Regions from separate parts of the Homo sapiens genome. Here region 2 is linked to region 1. The links are chromatin loops, found by intact Hi-C in ENCODE. Cell type or tissue: ovary. All regions are shown on one strand.

Region 1 (8,000 bases):
AAGGAGCTATTTTAATATTTAGTCAACCATTCAATGTCCTTTAGCTAAAGTTTCAGTCCCAAAGTTGATTTTAGGCACTGTGAGACAAAGGTCTCTACAGAATCTGTAATGATTTTAATAAAGTTACTTTTCTTCAGTTGCAGAGATTCCTGGGTGGCTTAGTTCTTAGGTCCATGGACTTAGATCCTTGGGAAATCTGCTAGAGGCAGCCCGGTGGAAATGTTGATAAATATCACATTTTGAAAATATTAACCGTTGTAATTAGACCAAAAAAAGGAATATATAAAAATTGGAAGAAGGGGGAAATTATTATTTACAGATCATTCTAACATGGAAAATCCAATGAAATCAACCAAGAAACTATCACAGACAAAAAATTTTAATAAGGTTACTAGTTATAAAATCAGTGCTAAAAATCAGTAGCTTTCAGCTGTATACACACAACCGATTAGAAAACATAATGAACTCTCATTTATAAATGAGATTATAAATCTCATTTATAATACAGGTTAAAAAGAGGAAATACCTAGGAATAAACTTAACAAGAAATGTGCTAGATATATTTGAACTCTGAATGGCTTAAAAGAAGACTTGGGTAAATGGCAAAGCATATATTCTTGGCTAGGACCACTCAACATTTTAGGATTGTCAGTTCCCCTAAGTTTATCCATAAATTTAAAGCTTCCTCAATTTTTAAAAGAAAATCGCAGGAAAATTCTAACAGAGAAAATGACCCACCAGTCCTACCGGTTTTTACAATTAGGATATTTAAAATATTTTGGTGCAAAAATATTTGGTGATTTCAGTGGAGCAACTATAGAAAGCCCATAAATAGACCCAAAGTTGCATTTTGTTTTTTAAAAGGGGGTAGTTCACGTCAGTAGGAATAATCATCTGGAAAAAAATACAGTTGATTTCTTCCTTGTTCCTTACACTGAAACAACTTTCAGAAGGATCAAAAACTTAAACTTAGAAAATGGAACTATAAAAGTAATGTTGTTAATAATTGTGGAATTGAGAAGACTTTTTAAATAATTGAGTTTATTTTTTAGAGCAGTTTTAGGTCACAGCACAATTTCAGAGTAAGGTACAGAGATTTCCCATATACTCCCTGCCCCACACACGTATAGTCTCTCTCATTATCAACATCCCCTGCCATAGTATGTTTGTTACAACTGATGAACCTATATTGATACATCATCACCCAGAGTCCATAGTTTATGTTGAGGTTCATTCTTGGTGCTGTGCATTTTATAAGTTTGGACAAATGTTTCTAACATACCTCCACCATCACAGTATCCTACAGAGTGCTTTCACTGCCCTAAAAATCCTCTGTGCTCCACTTATTTTGGAAGACTTTTAGGTAATATATAGCCTAGGAAAGGGTATAGGGAATGGAGCACTCTCATACACTGTTGGTGGGCATGAAAAATGGTACACCTTTTGGACAACAATTTGGCAACATCATCAAGATTGTAAATGAACATACCGTTCTACTTTGCAATTCTAATTTGGGTATCTCTCCTTACACATGTACAGTCCTTACAGATATTATCAAAGGTACTATACAAGGATATTGCTTGCAGCGTTATAATAGTAATAGTAAGAGACTGAAGACAACCTGTTGTTGATCAGGAGAGAATTCCTTAGATTATTACTATCATATAATAGAATTTTGTGCAACCGTTAACAAGAACACTGCAGATCTATATGTACTGACAGGACATAATTTCCTCCACTTTTCAGTGAAAAAAGCAGGATTTAGAACAGTGTATATGATAAACTTTCATTTGTATTTTTTAAAAAATTAGAGATATTCATAATATGATAATACATTTTAATTAACCTGTTTGGGTGTGGTGGCTCAAACCTGTAATCCCAGCACTCTGTGAGGCTGAGGCAGGAGGATTGCCTGGGCAATATAGTGAAACCCTGTCTGTATTAATAATATTTAAAATTTAAAAAATTTTAAATTAACCCAATATATCCAAAATGGCATTTTATTCTGTAATGAGTGTTAAAAATACCACTAAACTATTTTATAGTCTCCTTTTTTGAACTAAGTCTTTGAAATTTGCTGTATATTTTACACTTGCAGCCCATCTCAATTTGGTCTAGCCATATTTCAAGTGCTCAACAGCCACATACAGCGACTGGCTCATATATTAAGTAGCATAGATGTAGTATGTAAAAAGCACTGGACTAGAAGTTCAGTCTACATGCTGTGTGACAGTGTGCAAAAAACGTACTTTCTTCTGGGTCTCATTTTCCTCACATACAACACAAAAGATTAGACAAGAGCTCTAAAGTCTCTTCCAATTTTAAAATTTAGGGTTTAAATATATCATTTCTTATTACTTGTCAAAGTCAAGGGTGTAATTGTGGTTGCTTTCCATAGACACTGTTTTCACCAGCACTCCTAAAATTCTGTGATTCTAAGTAAAGCACATATTTTAAGAACTATATTTTATTGTCAGATTGAGGTTGTTTATTTGTTTAAAGGAAGAATGTTATTAAGCTATGTACATGATGTAAACCATTTAGTTCTTGTAATACAATTAAGTCAGATTTGAGGCTTTGATAATTCTAGTGCTGCATGGAAAACTTGGAAGAGCAAGAGTGAACCACCAAAATAATATCTAAAGAAAGAGTAAATGTAGAAAGAGAAAAAGAGTTGAGAGATAATTTTTTAAGTACAATTCTGTTTATGAAGTTCATTGTTCAGAAAATAATCACCGGTAGTTCTTTTTGAACAAGAGAGAGAATGAGAATAATAAGGTTCTCAACCTTAGCTGCACATTAGAATCACTTGGGGGAACTTCTTAACATCCCAAAGCTCATTTCGTATCCCAGGCTGATGTTCTCCAACTGAGGTCCCAAACCAGCAGCGGCAGTATCACCTGGGAACTTGTTAGAGATGCAAATTCTCAGGCCCCACCCAGGACCTACTGAATCAGACACTCTGGGGGTGGCGCTGTGTTGTAACGCTGCCCTGGTGATTCCAGTGTGCCACCAGAGTTAAGAATTCTGGAGCAAGAAGTATTTGGAACAGGGTTAACAGATGGGTTTTATATTGAGTGCCAGCTTCCATCCTATAGTGGTCTTGAGGACAGAGTTGGAAACGGAACTGCAATATACCTGCTAAGTGTTTGCCATTCCTGATTTAGTGATTTGGGTAATTTATTAACATTATAGAAGGTTGGATGTTGCAATCACTCGTAGATGAGCCTTTCTAAACAAATATATGTCAAGCATCTCAGCCAGTTGGCAAAGAAAAAAGGCGAAAAGGGAGGAAAAGCAGGAGAAAAGAAAAAAATCACATTGGAACAGAAGCCACAAAAGAAGGGGGGAGGAATATACAAGGTAAAATGTTATAAGTGAAGAAATTCCAGGTAGATTATAAAATATTTATATGTAAGGGTTTCTTGAGTTCAAGTGTGATGGGGATTTTAGGCCCATTTCAAGATCTATCATCAATTCTATCTGATCAAAAAGTACCAAAGGCTTGTTCAGCCCTTTAATTTGGCATTAAGGGTTATATTTCTTCTTAACATTCAGACTTTTGATAGGAATGCACTTAATACAGGTATGGTAAATTTGGAGTGAACTAAGCCAGAAAATAAAATATATTTTCAAAGTGTAAAGAAGTTATCACTGACTGAGAAGGAGTTAATGTGTCATATATCCTTTTGATTTCTACTCTTTGAGAGAAATCACAGTATCTATAATTTCGGAGGCATATTCGGAAGAATGTTAAATTGTGATTTCTCTATGCTGAATCTTAGAGATCTGTCAGGGAGTCTTCAGCCCTGACAAAATAAGAATGGACCCATTATAGTATCAGGTCCATTTGATTTTTCAAAAGTTAAGGGAAATATGCAGATCGTTTCAGAGACTTCTCTTTTTGCTCTTGCTTGTTATAAGACAGATGAAGGGAAGCAAACTGGGCTGTGTTTAGAATGCATCTGGAGCTGCTTCTCTCTCGAGATCTCGGCAGTATAACTTCTGCAAGCCCTTTCTGTGTGTATTTTTCTTTTCTCATCCTGAAATATTCCATCTTGCATGAGAAAGTCAGCTTTGATAATTTCCAAAAGCTAAGTATTATGACAGAATTTGTGCCTCTTAGAAAAAAACTGCTCCTTTACTATAAAATAGAACCTACCTTTTATACCTGAGTAAAAAATTCTGATAAAACTTTTCTAATCGTATTTATTATTGAAAAGATTATTTTTGAGGTGGTGTTTACTAAAATATGTTGATTTTTATATTAATTTCTGAATACTCAGTTTATATTTTTAGATTGTTTTGTGAATTGGGATCTCTGAGTATAAAGTGGTTTTCAGCACATTGGTGATATTGAACATCTTCCTCAAATAGCAAGCATATGCATTTCAACAGCTTTCGGGACAGTACTACAGTTAATAATTTCTTTACAAGACAAATGTATGCTTTTTTATTGTTAGCATTATTTTCTCATCTTATGTTCTGGCATTTAAATTATGAAACTTCATCTCGGCATGTAGACTTACCTTGTGTTGCCAAGAGGAAAGAAGTGGCTTTTCTGCAAAGCCAAATAGTTTTTACTTTATTGTCTGCTATGAAACAGCTGCTGATTCCAGGAAAATGCCGTCTCATCATTGGGCCTGGGGTGTCCAAAAGAGGCAGGAAAAAAAAATGACTGTAGCTCCCTGTCTGCCCTGGCACTCTCCTCCTTTCTCTCATTTTCATTGCCATGAAGAGCATGAGAACAATATTCTGCAATTAAGGATTCCATTAAGTTGAAGAAAAGAGCAAATGGGGGATGTTTGTTCTCTAAGCTGAAAAAATTTGTCTGGGGTCGGGGGGGGGGATAGTGGTAGTGGTATGGAGAGAGGTGGGTGGAGAGACGAAGTCAGGGCTGTTTGTTGAATATACTGTTAAGGACTGTTACCATCCTAATTAATCAAGTTAGAAATTACAGCTGTAGTCGGTTTCCCCCCAATTCTTGTTATCAATTTTCTTCTCTTTTGAGACAAAGCAAATATAAATTTTGTGTTCATTTGTCATTCGTTCTTTGACTTCAGCATCTCTGAAAATAACAATGTAGCACAAAAGCCCAGTATTTACCTAGTTGTAATGTGGGTTGCCATGGTGTTTTGCAAATTATTGCAATTATGTTCACCATGCGAGTCGCCCTTGGTAACTGGCGAAAAAACTGATAATCCTGTTTTGAACAAAAGGTCAAATTGCTGAATAGAAAGTCTTGATTAACTAAAAGATGTACAAAGTGGAATTATTTCCTACCATTCAGAAATAGTTCTTGATCGGGTTTGGGGGAGGGGGTGAGTAAGTACATCTGATTACTGAAGTACAAAGCATTGAAAGGATGTTGTCTTGAGCCTTTCATGTAGTCTTAATGGTGGCTTTTTTGTCAAATTTACCCATTTGCGGCATTGAAAGAGGCAGCTGCATTTAAGCTGGAGAGACGGTGCTTTTTCAAGAGTTCAGTGCATGGAAAGTTCTCAGCAGTATCTGCAGTTTACTAGTAGCCCCTGGTCTATTAAAACTGATGTGCCGCATTTGAGCCCATTGCTCTCAGTACTTGTGAACCCCTCTGGCTGATGATCTAATAAAGTGCTCTTACTGGACAATCTCTGATCAGCTACTTAAAAAGGAGGCTGGAGGAGGGGGCCTGAGGGAGAAGCCTCACAGGCAGTGAGTCTTGGAGCAGGCCAGAAGAGTAAAGACAAGTGGCTAAACTGAAAGGTTTGTCACCATGATGATTTGTGCTAAGGCGTTTGCCACAGGGTTTTGGTTTTTGTGCCCCAGATCTCCCAACTGTGATCATGCTTTTTTTCTGAAGAGAAATTTTAGTTTTAAGTTAGATAAGAGATTAGAAGTGTCTCTCTGAATGTTAAAATCTACCTTGCAATTGTTTCTTAAATTATGGCCATTCAGAAAATATATAATCCTACATTCATGTAAAACCAAAAGTTTCCCATGTTGCAGCCAAAGGTTAGATGGATTTCTTCTCTTCTGAATCTGGCAGAACATCTGCAGGGAGTGAATTTTGGAGGGAGGGAGTTTTTTTTTGTTTTTTTTTTTGTTTTTTTTTTAGTGACCACCTGAAAAATCAATTCTCAAAACTTTTGAGAGTGTGTGAAAGTGGCATGAAAGCAAAGCAAACCTTAACAAGTTTGTGGGTTTACATTCTACATCACCTAGCAACCTCCTGACTCAGCCAGATCTCTTGTCTACCCTTAGTTCTGTTTACAGACTATTCAAACGGCCCTTCGAAACCATGAAAGATATTCAGTTTCATTAGTACCATTCTCAAGGAGAAAATAATTAAAGTTAAATGAACAAACATTGCCTGGTGATAGTTTGAACTCCATTCTGATTTTAAGATGTCCTTTGAGGCAGTAGTAGCTATAGTTCAGTTTTAACATTTGTCGTTCACTACCCAAAGGCATATCACTTGAAACCATACCAATAAATACTAGTCTCTGAGCAAACAAACAATAAAAATTACTTTTAGCTAGACTTGAGCAAAGAAAAACTCTTCTGGTAAGAAGGTTTTAAGCATGCATGCCATTCCAATTGAATTTTGTTTTATTTGATTCTTACCCCAGGACATCTGAGTTGATCTGTGTGCACACTGAATAAAGGCAGGGGAGAGGGCGTGGGGAACAAGGCACCTTTCTTTAAAACTGATTTATTACCTACCTTCAGAGATCCACCATCATAAAGAAAGGTATTCAAATCATATTCCATAAAAGACTGGGTGCATTTTAGTGAATGGCTTAATTTAACAAATGATACTAATACTACTAATACATACCCTGTCACTTTCTCATTGAGAATTGCTTATGTGATTAAATGGACCTATTTTTGAAATTTTAGATTTAGTAAAAAAAAAAAAAAAAATTTTTTTTAAGAACAGACTATTTTTTTTCATGTGCCCTTTCTTTCCCCATAAGCACATTCCCTGAAAATTTATCTTGGCAGCAAGCATACACATGGTATAGCTCAGAATATTTTTCAGCTGTGTTAGTGATTTAATTATATTGCAAGCTCTTGGCAAAACTGTCTCCTCGTTAATAATTCTGATTATAAGAACAATATACACTTGTTGTAGAAAATTTTGAAAATACAGAAATAGAAGAAGAAACCACAGAGATTACTAGTGATAGCATTGTAGAGTATTTCCTTCCAGTCTTTTTTTTGTGCATATAGTGATGAAACCAAACCTTGAGTTCACTTTTGAAGTTTATTCATTATTGTGTGTACATAGCTAAGGTGGTGGTTTTTTTCAGAAGTGAAGACTTGACAGGCAGGAATGGCGTTGGAAGTAATGAACAATTTTTCTTAGAGGTTTCATCACTAAAACATTAATATAAGCACCAGAGTAACCATTTTACCATCTCATTCTATTTGATTCTTTCCTCCTTTCCCTTGTTGAAATGACTATGTGCCTTACCTGACACATCCATTTATTATCATTCATGTTAGAAAGTCAGACATTCATTACAGTTGGAATGTTACATCCCCAAGTCACTTGTAGCTTCATATAGGGGGAAAAAAGTATTTTCTGAAAAGATTTGTAATATAATAGAGATTAATGGAATGTGGAAAGGAAAATGCTTTCGGTTTCTCATATAAAATGAAAGCAGGGTGGCTAGAAAATCTTGTATTCTTGTTATTTGTATTTTGTTAGATCTCTAACATCCACAGTACATGACTGGGTTGCATGAGCTCTTTGTGTTTTGTTGACAGTTGACAGACAAAGCAAAATTATTCCTGAAGCAAGGTACTGTGTACTTAGTTGTGACCTATTATAGCCTAGGAATGTAGCTTGCTTTTGAGTTGGATGAATAGGGAGAGTATTTTACAGAATAGACTTGAATATACTAAGAGAGGTTTTTTAGTTGCCCATACAGAAAGATACATGTCCTCTATTGAACTTTTTTCCCCAAAATGTAATTTTCCATATAAAGTCTTTTAAGTATATTTTCCCTGGT
Region 2 (8,000 bases), 130 kb after region 1:
AACTAAGGGATTAATGTGTTTTTATTGCTCCCCTGGTCAACTCTTTCAGTAATTGCTATTCTCACATAAGGTTAGAGAGATGGTTTTCTAAAGTGTGCTTTCTGAAGGGGAGTCATGTTTTCCTTGATTTCTGGGATCTGGGATTATATTAAATATAAATAGTTACCCTGAACTTGGTCATCAGGAAACTCCAAGAGACTCAAGTAACTTCTCACTGGATTGTTTCTTGTCCCTGCCTCTAGATTATAAACACCCTGGGGGCAAGGACCATTTCTCTAGAATGTGAGGCATTTCTAAGTACTGTCCCCGAAAAAAGCTAATGCAGCAGTTGATGTTTTCTTATTGGGATCTGTTAGAACTCTAGGCACCTAAGGATTCCAGAATTTTGTGGAAAGTTGAAACTGCAACTTTAAGAATTCCAGTGAATCTCTGTTAGAAGTTGGGAGTATCACATACTTATTTTTCTCTGAGAGATGTTTCTACTCCTTGATTTGTGTGGTTGATAGTGCACCCAGCAGAACTGATGCGGAAACTTTGCCCATCTTATTTGTAAGGGGAGAGGTGACCTGCAGGTCTCCATGGACTCCGGCACGTGTCCTAAACTCAAATTCTAAAAGTGAATGGATGAAGCAAACCAGGTTCACACTAGAGTGAGTGGCAGGGACTGTGGCAAACAGGAGTGAGCAGGTCCTGTCCAAAGGGGCCAGCAGCTACTCAGTGATGCTGGGAGGGACAGGGCCCAGTATGGCCACATGATCGAGTTTTCAAGAGAAGCCAGGAATCCAAATATTCCACAAAGCTTACTGATTTCTAAACCTTGACAACTAATTTTTTAAAATGAAACTTTAAACTCTGTGTGGGCCAGAGTAAACCTCTGGGCCAAAGTTTATCTGGGCCAGTTGGGAAATTATACCCTAAAAGAACCCTGCTCTTCTCAGAGCCCCCTGCCTCTGGAAAGGGCACTTTTTCTGTTTAATTTAGGAACTAGGATTTTACCTGTAGCAGATACTTGTACACAAGCTTATCTTGGACACAATCTGCTAACCCTCCACTCTTCTACATATAAGGTGCATAGAGGGGGGCCAGAAGTGGAAAATCCCACAGAGTATGCTTGATAAGATTTTAATTTGTCCAGAAAACAGATGGAGTTAATCTTGTGACTGTTGCCCAGGATGTGGGGGTTAATCAAAGTTCCAAGACTGGAATTTGGGAGAAGTTGAAAGGGAATGAATTCACTGCCCCTCACCATCACCCCTTTCTCCAGCCCTTACTACCTCTTACCTCCAACACACACACCATGCTCCTCAATATACTTCTTCAAACATCATTTAAAATTAGTTTGGCGGAAGATGCAACAGTAAGGAAACTCCAAAAACAGATTTTCCTGTTTGTTTTAGGGTTTTAAGAAAAACACCAAGCCCCAGACCCTCTTGTCAGGATGCCCGACCCTTTAATTCGATGCTCCCATCCCAAATTTAAAGCTGCCATTCCCTGCTCCTCACTGTCTCTCTCCCGCCCCCTCTTTCTTCTCTCTCTCTGTCTCTCTCTCTCTTTCTCACCCCCTCTCACCTAAATATTTCTTAATTGAACAGTTTGTGGTGGAGCTTCCTTATAGCAGTTTAATAGATTAACTCATCTCAGCCAGCCTCAAATTTCAGATTAAAATTCCTTCATCCCGAAGGCAGCATTATCAGGTTGTTGGAGGCTGTTTTCAAACCTTGGTTTTGAATAGCAGCGGCTCTGCATTAATTTAACCACTAAGCTAATAAGTAGGTTTCGTTTTGTTATGCTAAGCTTTATTGCTTTTCTTTTGATCAGAATGGTGTTGTTGAGCAAAGCAGCAGACAAGGCATTCTTTGATGAGGGAATTAGCGCTCCATTCTTCCTCTATTATTCATAGCGCAGTGGAATATGTAAGTACCTGAGGGTGTCAAAGGAGCGCAGGTTCTATTGCAAAGTGCTCGCCTTGTTTCTCTCAATAGCTGACTATGAGATGATAAACCGCTTAATACACTGTGCTAATTGGATGAGAGCAAAAAGAGATGGGAATTAAGGCGAGGCAAAAGGAGAAAGTGCAACCAGCCTTCAATTCACTCTTTCACCACTTTAACAGCACCAAAGGAGGCACAAGCTTTCTATAAGCAGACTAGAGGTTTTGTGCAGAGATAAAATGAACGTGTTAGTGGATTCAAGTAATACACTAATTATTGCACAGTATAAATACCACTACTGGTTTTATAACAGGGAGGTAAACTTCTTTTGAGAGGGTTATAGGATTGCTTGGCAGTGGTGTAGAACCTAATAAGGGCCCAGAGTAATAACCCCCTGGATTAACAAAATTGCTGCTTGTAGAAGTATGATTCAGGCTTTTACGAAGATTTCCGGAGAATGAATAAAAATGACTGAATGACATTTCTTAATGTATAACCGGTAATCACTCCCATATCTTTAAAGGAAAAAAATGTATACTTCAAACTGGACCCTTAATAATGTCCAGGGAGGGATAACAAGACTTCTTCCTTTGAAAAATGCTTCCCCCCACCCCACGCCCCCGCCCGCTCTCCCCACCGTCAGGTAGTGGGTTTTCTTCTTCCTGTCCCCCAGCCAGGCTGTCACTCTCAGTGAAATATGCAGTTGTTCTGGGGACTTCTGTGTTCCAAAATATTATTTTAGGCCCCATTTAAGACCCCCTTCATTCAGACACACTCACTTTTGGGTATACACATAAACACATGCTCATGGACTTTTTTTTCTCCTAAAGCAAGTTGGGCTAACCTATTATAATTTGTTTTTCTCTCACATCAGCCCCTTTTGTCACTCTAGTAAGATCACATTTAAAAGGATACTAAAAAGAGAACTACAGGTGCTTTGGCTCTTGATACTACAAATCAAAAACAACGTTAGCCCCAGTTGGGTGGGGGGTGATTAGTACCTGAAAAAAAATGGGAAACTGTTCCGAGCCAATTTCAGCATGGACTTTAGTTTAAGTCTGAGTTTCAAGTCCCAAGGAGGCCCAAAGTTTCTCAACAGTCACTCTCCCTAATTATTCCACTTACCTCCCCACACACCTAAGATGCCCGCCCTGACTACTGTCCACAGTTCGGGCCATGGGTAGTTGGTGATGGAAGGACACCTCTGATAATATTATGCCAAATGCGCCCTTTTTGCCTTCCAGGACCTCCTCCAGATCTGGCTAACCTGTCTGAAAATGTAGCAAATTAACTTACTCCTTTCCCTCAACCCTCCCACAGAGGCCTGTCCCAGGCTTCAATTACCCCTCACCCCAAGATGCTGTGGGGGTGGCCCTGGGAAAGCAGGTGTTGGGCCATTCTGCCTTGGGTGTGATAGGACACAGCCATGCCCTGAACTGGGCCCTCGCAAACTCCCTGGGGCTCTGCATGTCCTCCATGGTGGAAGAGGTTTGCTTAAGGTTGGGGGGGGGGGGTCAGCCGCTCCCAGCATTGTGACCAAGTTCCCAGATATTGGGGCCAAATTGGGTTGCCATTCATTAATAATGCTCACAATAAGATTAAATCATTCTGGAAAATCTCATAAAATCCCCCTAAGTACGCTCCAGTGGCTCTTTCCAATCCCCATCATTCAGCACTTGGGGAGGTTTGGAAGGAGAAGAAAATTGGTTTCTTTGCTTTTAATGCTGCTTTGAAAAGATACTCAGAGTTTTTCATGCGTGACATGTCACATGTTTAATGTGGACTTGCTGGAAGTCAGGGGGTCTTTAGCGTGTGATATTTATGGGGAATATTAAGTGCAGAATGAGGTCCCTCCAGCTGGGGAAAGTTGAAAGAATAGGAGGCCCAGGACTGGGCTTGTTTGCAGCATCAGAATGACATAGGATTAAGAGTTTGTAAAACAAGGCGAGGGGTTCTCATTGGCCAGTAATAAATGTAATCCTTGGAGGTAATTTCACGCAATTTGCTTCTGTTCCATGGAAGGGTCAAATGAGAAAAAATGACTTAAAAAAGAGTTCATTAACAGGAAGAATGGTACTGTTTCTCGTATACCATCCAACTAGCAGCCTAGAGGGGGGAAAAGAAGCCCTACTAAACAAAAAGGCAAAATCGACGCAAAATTGATATCGACCACAACACACACACACACACACAGACACACACACACACACACACACCCAACTCCTTTCCCTCAGTCTTCTCCAGCAGTCCCGTCTCCTCCCCAAACTCTCCAGCGGCCCTGACCACCCCAGGAAAGCGGCTTTCACTCAGGGAGAGCCTGTGGATGTGGAGTCTGAGGGTTTTAGACTCTCAGACCTCCAGTAAGGCCCTAGAAAGTTCCCACCGGGCCTACTAAACCCGGGAACGGAGTGTGTGGTAGGAATGGTAGTTGGCGGCCGCTCCCCATACCCCAGGCCGGGGCCCTTCTTGCGAGTGCCGCCCCCGTGAGTCCAGGGCTAGCGTTGGGTGGCGGTGATCCACCCGACGACCCAAGTGCCAGAAGCGGCCACCAGCCGGCGAGCCGGTTCCGTGAGCTCTCCAACGTTTCGGGCGGGCGGGGTCTCCGGGCGTCTGGACCCGGGGTTGGAGAGGAGGGGATTGAAGTTGGGGGTGAAGGGGGGTGCAGGATAGGAGGCGAGCCCGGGACGTGCGGGCTCCAGCGCCGAAGCTGCCGGGCGGGCTGCCCACACCCAGGTGGGCACAGCGCCTGGCAGGCCGCTGACCTCTGCCCAACCCTGCACCCTCCCCTCGGCCGCGCACACTTGCGCCCTGGGCCGCGAGGGGACCCGGCCCCCCTCCTCCAGGGCGCGCGCGGAGCCCGACGGCCCCAGCCCAGAGAGGCACCCGCGCCCCCCGCGGCGACCGACTGGCCGGCGGCGGCGGCGGCGTGGCGGGGCTGCCGGCCCCAGCTCCGCAATCGCGGTAGTCACGCCGCGGCACCCCCGCACCCCTCCCGCCTGCCCCTCTCCCCAAAGGTCCGGCGCGCTAATTACAGCAAATTGAAACTAATTAAGCTTCTCTTCCCTTTCCCATCACCCTGGGAGCGTCGGCGAGACCCAGCCCCCGCGGGCGGGCTTCCACCAAGCGGTCACCCGGAGGGGCGCGGGCAGGGCCCGGGGGAGGGAGAAGCTGCGGTCCCCGCCGCGAGGAGGGAGGCGTGCGCCGAGGTGGTTAAGGATTGCAAATCTGTTTGGGTCTCCTCACGAAATCTGAGTTGTTTAGATTTTTTTAAATGTATACATTTACCAATGCCTGGATAAGTGATGTAATGACATTTGTCGAGTTAAGATCTGCCATTTGGATACCCCTCGCTGCCTTTCCATCACTACTGCTCCCGCATGTTTCTCTCTCTCTCCCTCCCTCTCTCTCTCTCTCACACACACACGCACACACAACACAATACACACACACACTCCCTCCTCCCTGCGAACATGCCGTGGAGCCCGCCCCCTCGGAAGGGAGCGCCTGGGCTTCTCGCTCTCGCCATTACCTGTCATCTCGGACTGCGCACTTCACTTCCTGGCTACGTGGCACTTTCCAACAGCTCCCTTCGCCTTCCGAGCCAAGACTCCCGCTTGCTTCAAATTTCTGACTCCACCGTCAACAACGCCCACCATCCACCCACCCATCCTGGAACCCACCCCACCTCCGTGGCCCGGGACCCCCAGCTCCCGCTGTGACACGACCCGGGAGAGCCCAGGTGCGCGTGGAAAGTACCGCGGCGGCGTCCTTAACCTTCGTAGGAAATCCGGTTCCCTTTGAGGATCGGATTCAAACCAGGGGCCTCTGCCAGGAAAACGCGTGTGCAGATAATCCCAGGAGATGCCTGGACGCTGGAGCCCACCCTTGACTCCCGGGGGGTGGGGGTGGGGGCTTCTACTGTCCCCTCAGCGCCTGTATGGAGCATTCACACTTCGTTTTGTTAAACATATAATTTTTTTATTTTGAGCGTGACACTTCTCCACTAGATAGCAAGGAAAAGTGGTAACAATTACACATTACACAAAAGTACTGTACCATTGCCTTTATCTTGAAGGTTTCGGAAGCCTCTACAGTTAATAAGTTAAATAAAGGGCTTGAGTACATAAATATTTGTCTAGGAACCCTACCGTATCTACAACACAGTAAGAATCTACGGGAGGACAAACTTTTACCATACCACGCTGAGTGCAATTGCGTTATAACATTTCAAATATACAAAGCTCTGTTCTTTTTTTTTTTTTTTTAATAACAATGGTATGTACAGAATCAATAATCACAGTTTGGTGACTTCAACAGTCCATATTCTAGCAGAGTATTATTTCCCTTTGGTTTGATATAAAAACCTTGGTTGGTGTATGATAAAGAAGAGAACAAGAACAAGACGCCCCTTTCCTTTAAGTGCACTGTTAGCTATCTTACAGGCTCGCATTTGCTTCCCGGGCCCTGGCTTCACGCTGGGGCCCTCGCTGGGGAGATCAACTTCGAGCGCCAAAATGCTATTTAAAAAAAAAAAAGAAAGAAAGAAAGAAAGAAAAGAAAGGCTAAGTGGGGTGTCAGGAGGAAGAGGTTGGGCTTTTTAAATTTTTTACTTCAATATCAGGCGTCTGGGGGAGAAAACCTCCCCGATATTTTCAGGAAAGTAAGAACAAGAGAGAGTGGATGTTGGAGTTGGAGCGAGGTTGGCAGTAGCAGGGGCAGGGGCAGGGGCGGGTGGACAGCCAGCCGAGGAGGTGCCACGTCCCGGAGCGCCGAGGGCTGCCATGCCCGCATCCAGACTGCTGTGAAGGCGGCTGCGCTCTCTCAGTGCCGTCTCGGGAGTGTGCTGGTCCTCTGTTTCCATTTGGTCTTGAGTGGTGCTGAGTGAGGTGACCTTTCGGGGCGCGCGCGGGGCGCGGGTGTGGAGGGCAGCCTTTAGCACACCTCCTTGCCCGTGCTGGTGCCCGGCAGGATGTTGAGCTGCGTGAGCTGCGCCGCGTGCTCCTTGGCCTTGAGCCTCAGCGCGGCTATGCTAGAGGCGCGTCTGTCTGCGGCCGCCGTGGCCGGGTCGGCCAGGGCGCCCGATGCCACTGCGCCCTCCACGGCGGGTGTGGGCTGTCTCAGGAGCGCGGCCGCGGTCGACGCGCTGGTCAGGGGGGCCATTGTGGAAAAGAGCCTGCAGGGAGAGCAAACAGCGCGGTCATGGCCTCGGGAGCTGTGCGCGGCGCCTCGGGCAGCGTCTCCCGCCGCTTGTCGCCGGGGCAGCTGAGGGGCGCGGTACCCACGGGACCCGGATGGGCCGCGGCGGGGAAGTGGGCAGAGGGCGCGGGCGGAAGCTGGACCCCGCAGAGAGGGCTTTCCTGGGGCAGGGAACCGACTGGGGGGAAAAGACCGAGTCCAGATATTCCCCGAGGGGCCGGGCCGGGCCGGGGTCCACAGGCCGGCGTGGAGACCTCAAGCCCCACGGCCCAGTGGCGTGGATTCGGTGGTTTCGCTTAAACGGACGGTTTATTCCAAGGCCAGGGGCTGCAATGACACTATCTCCCAGGAGAGAATGCGGAAGGAGAAAAGGAGAGGAGAGCAAAAGAAGGGAAGGTGGAGGGTGGGAGGGGGGAGGAAAAAAAAGACGGAGAAGGTGGGATTCCAGCTGCCCGGACGCACGCCGCAGGCTCTGAGATCTCCCTCCGGCTCCTTGGCCCGGGACTTTCTGCGCCCTGAAGAAACAGGCCTAGCTCGCCGGCCTCCCGGGCCACCCGCGCCGCCGCGGCCGCCCTTCCGCGCGGGACTCAGCTACCCGCGTCTGGCCAGCGCCTGCGGGTGAGAGTGAAGGGCGACCGCCTGTTGATTTCGGCTCCACGGGCGGGTGTCACCTGCCAGCAGCCCCACATCCTGGCGCGGCGACCCCAGCTGTCTTCCCCGCGCCCCTGTAGCCTCTGGCCTCAGGGAGCCCCCGACCCACGACCCTGGCGCGCGGCGCAAGGCGATGCCCAAGCCTGGGACCCACGCCAGCGCCACCGCCTCCAAGCGGCGACCGAATTACTCCACGTGACGCTTCCACCCCATGCACACAGC

What was found. Hi-C counts contacts between places; a loop is a spot of excess contacts. Peaks named below come from ENCODE experiments on the same cell type or tissue, not always from the same donor. Only the 100,000 strongest peaks of a DNase experiment are listed, where the experiment ranks them.
Region 2: a loop joins it to region 1, with 3 times the contacts of the local background. A loop is called at or near these places in 2 of 110 quality-filtered maps.

The regions. Positions count from the first base shown.
Region 1 is chrX:24,871,843-24,879,842 of GRCh38, forward strand. All of the region lies in intron 34 of POLA1 (DNA polymerase alpha 1, catalytic subunit), which reads left to right. Among named protein-coding and RNA genes, the nearest start is that of ARX, 140 kb to the right of the region's middle. RefSeq lists an enhancer at 4,376-6,125. In ovary, no CTCF peak of the experiment used is centred here; no DNase peak of the experiment used is centred here; H3K27ac peaks cover 4,495 bases.
Region 2 is chrX:24,997,807-25,005,806 of GRCh38, forward strand. ARX (aristaless related homeobox) reads right to left here. Exons shown (of 5, transcript NM_139058.3): 5 at 5,888-7,104. The coding sequence ends at 6,864. Among named protein-coding and RNA genes, the nearest start is that of ARX, 14 kb to the right of the region's middle. RefSeq lists enhancers at 1,144-2,833, 1,249-1,749, 1,750-2,250, 2,948-4,609, 5,094-5,628 and 2 more. In ovary, no CTCF peak of the experiment used is centred here; a DNase peak (open chromatin) is centred at 4,466; H3K4me3 peaks cover 3,622 bases; H3K27ac peaks cover 5,541 bases.